Regions from separate parts of the Homo sapiens genome. Here region 1 is linked to region 2. A link is an interaction called in ENCODE POLR2A ChIA-PET data of the cell type or tissue named here. Cell type or tissue: K562. All regions are shown on one strand.

Region 1 (2,500 bases), 160 kb after region 2:
AAGATCCCCAACCTCATCGGGGAGATGCAAATTCAAACCACAGCAAGAAACCATTACCCACCCACCAGGTGAGTGAAAACGACAAAGACCGACAATGCCCAGTGTGGGGTTGGGGCAAGGCTGTATGCTTGCTTTACAGCCAGTATGTGCCCCAGAGACAGCTCATGCCATGTGTGCTGGGACACAGGTTCAAGAGCAACAGCCCCAAACTGAAAACAACCCATGTGGTCCATCACAGTAGACTGCATACATAAGCTGTGGCCTGTCGATACAATGAAATACTATTTATTTAAAAGGACAGCTGGGCGCGGTGGCTCACGCCTGTAATCCCAGCACTTTGGGAGGCCGAGGCAGGTGGATCACTTGAGGTCAGGAGTTTGAGACTAGCTTGGCTAACATGGCAAAACCCCATCTCTACTAAAAATACAAAAAATTAGCCAGGCGTGGTGGTAGGAGCCTGTAATCCCAGCTACTGGGGAGGCTGCGGCAGGAGAATTGCTTGAACCCGGGAAGTGCAGGTTGCTGTGAGCTGAGATTGCGCCAATGCACTCCAGCCTGGGCGACAGAGCGAGGCTCTATCTCAAAAAAATAAAAATAAAAATAAAAATAAATACAATAAAAATAAAAGAATGAACAGCAACTTATTGCATAGGTGAATCTCGCAGATGCAACTTTGAGCAAAAGGAGCCAGACCTGAACAAATATCCACAGCCTGTTTATATTCAGCTCAAAAATAATAAAAGCAAAATTATATTGTAAAAAGCTGTTCCATAGGTGGTACGACAGGAAGGGCAAGAGGGACATTATTAGCACAAAGTCAGGATGACGACAATCTCTGAGGAGCAGGCTGGGGAGGGGCACACGGGGGCTTTGGGCAATGCTCAGTCTCTTGACCCATGCAGTGGTCACACGCATGTTCTTATTTTTCTTTAAGCTGTGCATGTTTGTCCTTGCACCCTTCTCTATGACAGGTGACCACATTTAAAATAGAAAGGTACATGTGATAAGGGTGGGGAAAGGCATGGACTCCAAGCTGTGACTGCAGAGCCACCAGGCAGCAGCATCCGAGCTAGAAGGGCTCATCTTGCTCTCTTATGTCACAGACAAGAACTGAGGATCAGAGACAGGAAGGAACTTGCCCAACGATGCAAAGCAAGTTAGAAGCCAGCAGGGCCAAGACTAGAATCTAGGTTAGGCAAAGCCCAAACCAAGGCTCTCCTCTCTGGTCTCTTTGGAAGAGTTCTTCCATTGCAAATCACATTTAACACCAACTGGAGCAGATGGGTTGATTTTAGCATTTAGCACTCCAAAATTATTTTGTTTGCTTATGTATTGTGGGTCTCTTGCCACTAGAATAAAAGCTCCCGGAGGGCATGGCTTTCGGTCTCTTTTGCTCCAGTGGTAACCCCAGCACCAAACTGAAAATCTGGCACATAGTAGGTGCTCCATAAATATTTGCTGAATGAGTAAATGAATGGAGCTGATGCTTCTATTTGCACTTTCAGATCCTAGAAATCCCTGGTGGCTTCTGTGATATCCCAAAGGAGAAAACAGAAAAACAACTGTATGATACTGACACACTTTCACAGAATTATCTTCATAACTGCCTTAGGAGGTGGGTACCATCATCACCCCATTTTAAAGAGGAGAAAACAGGGAGGCCTAGTGACTTGTCCAAGGTCATGCACAAAGCTAGGAAGCTGACAGCTGGAATTCGAACCCAGCCCAGCTGCCTTCAAGCACCCCTAGGATCACTGAACTGGAAGCACAGAAAGGCTGAACCCCATCCATGACTCTGAAGCCCCCAAAAGGCTGGCTGGCCCTGGGCCACTCCACACACCTGAGCTTACCACGATCTGTGGGATTCAGTCCCTCTTGTCCTCACCCGCCCTCAACCCTCCTGAGTGCTGGTTCTGACTTCTAAAGTGTTTTTCCGGTCTCTTCCAAACTCGCAGCCCCCAGTAAGGAAGCCTGGGTAGGGATTAGGTCCCCCATGATAAAGATGGGGAAGCTTTGGTTCAGGGAGGGGAAGGGACTTGTCCAGAGCAACAAAGAGTCCGGCTCTCTGACCTAAAGGCCTCCTAAGTTAGAGTGACAGACAGAGACCCCAGCTGCTGCTCAAGGATTAGCCATAAGATGCTCAATTTTCTTCCTGGTTCCTTTTATACCAAACCCTCAGTCCACTTGGATAAGCCCCAAACCTGGTCCTAGTTCAGCATCTGGCTGAGCTAAATAATGAAATGCTCCCATAATACCCCTCGGCACTTGGCTTTATTAAAACACGTTGGCACTTTTAGGATTGTTACAAACCTGTGTTACTATCCTGATAGCTTTCCACCAAGTCCTTGGATCACTGAAAAAATAAATCATTGGCTGTGGGAGTCTTGGAGCTAAAATGGTCCTGCAGGGCATCTCAGCTAACTGAAATTTGTGAATCCTCCACCTGGCCTCACTCCACACACCGATGAGGGAAACTCACTGCCTTCTAAGGCAGCCTGTT
Region 2 (2,500 bases):
TTGGCCAAGGCTACACAGCTAGTAAATTGCAGAGCTGGATTCAGACCCACCTCTGTCTCTCCTTCCATTCATTAAACACTTCCTGGGTGCTGAGCCTCGTGGGAGATACTAAAGATGTAACATTGAGCCTGATAGGTTCCCTACTGTCAATCTCTCACCTCCTTGTTGGGAAGCTGGGTCAGATGACTGGTCTAGGACAAAGCTGCTGCTAGACTGGAGTGCCTGAAGGGTCTGGAGGAGGGATGTGGGGTGCAAGCCCTCATGGAAAGCTGGCGTTGGGAGCAGAGCCTGGCGCACCTACGTGGTACCTAGTAAATACCTGTTGAATGAAAGAATACATTTGGGTTTTTTAAGGATGGGAATCATTACCAAAAGGAGAGCAGTGTTTTAGGTTGGCACTTAAAGAGGAGAGATACCCATAAAGTGGTGATTTTCAAAAATGAAATCTTCTGTGGATAAAACACTAAAATTGGTAGTTTATTCATAGAAACCTGCCTTGTAAGTTTACATTTTTAACATATGCTTATTATTGAGTCCATCCAAAAAAACACTTCTACAGGGCCAGGCCAGTTTTGACAGTCTCTCATTTCTGGTTTTCTCTGAGCTCTATGGCACCAAGAAAAGTCCCAGTTCTTAAGAGGGAGGTATATATGGCACTGCAGTGCCAGAACATTCTTGCAGTAAAGCCGAGGTGGCAAGAGAAGCTCTGCCCTGAGTTTCCACAAGAGCCACTCATCTGGCCACGCGGAGGATGCTGTCTGTTGGGCATTGGGATGAGCATGGGTAAATCCACACCCACAGTCCTTACCCATGACCCTGAAATCTACCAAGCTCTGACAACCAAAAGCTTTTTAGGAACCTGTTTGTCACACAACTTGACTTGAAGTGGCATGAGGCTATGATCTTTAATTCTTACCAATGTACCACTTTTATATAAGGGACTTGATCATCTGAGGATTTTGGCATCCCCTGGGATCCTGGAACCAAACTCCCATGGATACTGAGGGACACCTGTACTACTCACATTACTCATACATGTAGTAGAGTATTCATGTATTTGATTACAGGGTATTGTACAAAACCCCTCGGGAATGTTATCTGCACAGTATTACCTTTCTAAAACCCAAAATGTCTTGGATTCCAAAGCACATCTGGCTCCAGGGGTTTCAGAGAAGGGAGTGTGGACTTGTGTCGTTTAATCCTCTTGGCAACTCTTACGACGAGGCAGCTCTTACTTATAGATGGGGAAATGAGGCTCAAAGATGTAGTTACCTGAAGTCACAGCTCTTGGGGGCAGAGCCATTTGAACACAGGACTCTGCAACTCCAATGCCAAGCTGTTACCCACTGCATTGAATTCTTTAGGAAGAGCCCAGCATAATAAGGAACTTGAACTTTAGTCCATAAGCAGTGGAGGAATTACTGAGCTCCTCTGCCTAGGTAGGAGATGGTGGGGGAAGAGGAAACAGAAACTGCAGGAGGTAGTTTGGGGTGCTTACACTCCGGCTGCATCTGCAAAACTGATTGCGGGGCAGGGACTTGAGTATGGGGAGGAGGCTGCTAGAAGACCATCGCAGTGATCCATTCATTCAGTCTAGTCATATGGTGCTAAGAGCTGGTTTTAAGCACAGCAAATATAGGCTGGATCCCTGCAGTCTGTAGGAGGTAAGTATGGGAACACAGTACTTGCCACTGTCAATTAACAAAAAGCGAGCACTTCAGATTGGCTGCTCAGAGGCCCCTCAGGCTGTACTCAAGCTGATTTGAATGGCAAAGAACCTCTGTGGGGAAACTAGCCAGTGCAAAAGCCCAGAGGTGGAGTTAGGAAATAGCTGGTGAGACAGAAGCCTCAGGAGACCTCGCAGCAGGGATTTATGTTGGGGAAGATGATGGGGCAGAGAGGAAGCCAAAGACCAGTGAGGAGGCAGTGGTGTGGGCCAGGCTCAATAAAGGATGGCTGCTTCTGCTGTTTCCTACTTTAGGTCAAAGCTGGTTCTGTGAAGCAGGAGTTTGAAAAGCAAGATGAACTGAAGCGCTCTGCAATGAGGGCAGTGGCTGCCCTGCTGACCATCCCCGAGGTGGGGAAAAGCCCCATCATGGCCGACTTCTCTTCCCAAATCAGATCCAACCCTGAACTTGCTGCCCTCTTTGAAAGCATCCAGAAGGATTCCGCTTCAGCCCCCAGCACAGACTCAATGGAGCTCAGCTAGTCCCCTCAGCACCAAGGTGGGCCCTCGCTTAAGAGAAAGGAGCCCACCCAAGTCCGAGGCCTCCCCATCCCACCATCGCAGGTCTCTACTTTTGCCCTTCCACCATCTCACTGGGGGCCCTGTCGCTCCTGGTCAGGGCTTACAGTGCCTTCTCCAGGGACCCAACTCAAAGGCCCCCAGCCCAAGCTGTGAGGCTGCCAACAGTTGGGCCCCTTCCTTAACTCAGGACAGTCATCCAAAGAAATAGGGTGAGGAAGTTTTCCAGTGACTTCACACTGTACCCCTCCATAG

What was found. ChIA-PET counts read pairs that join two places held together with the same protein. Peaks named below come from ENCODE experiments on the same cell type or tissue, not always from the same donor. Only the 100,000 strongest peaks of a DNase experiment are listed, where the experiment ranks them.
Region 1: POLR2A ChIA-PET joins it to region 2 with 5 read pairs; 7 of 35 experiments call an interaction of 5 or more read pairs at or near these places.

What each region holds. Positions count from the first base shown.
Region 1 is chr3:12,987,833-12,990,332 of GRCh38, forward strand. All of the region lies in intron 1 of IQSEC1 (IQ motif and Sec7 domain ArfGEF 1), which reads right to left. Among named protein-coding and RNA genes, the nearest start is that of IQSEC1, 84 kb to the right of the region's middle. In K562, no CTCF peak of the experiment used is centred here; no DNase peak of the experiment used is centred here.
Region 2 is chr3:12,831,774-12,834,273 of GRCh38, forward strand. CAND2 (cullin associated and neddylation dissociated 2 (putative)) reads left to right here. Exons shown (of 15, transcript NM_001162499.2): 15 at 1,982-2,500. The coding sequence ends at 2,209. Among named protein-coding and RNA genes, the nearest start is that of SNORA7A, 7.4 kb to the right of the region's middle. In K562, no CTCF peak of the experiment used is centred here; DNase peaks (open chromatin) are centred at 184 and 1,522.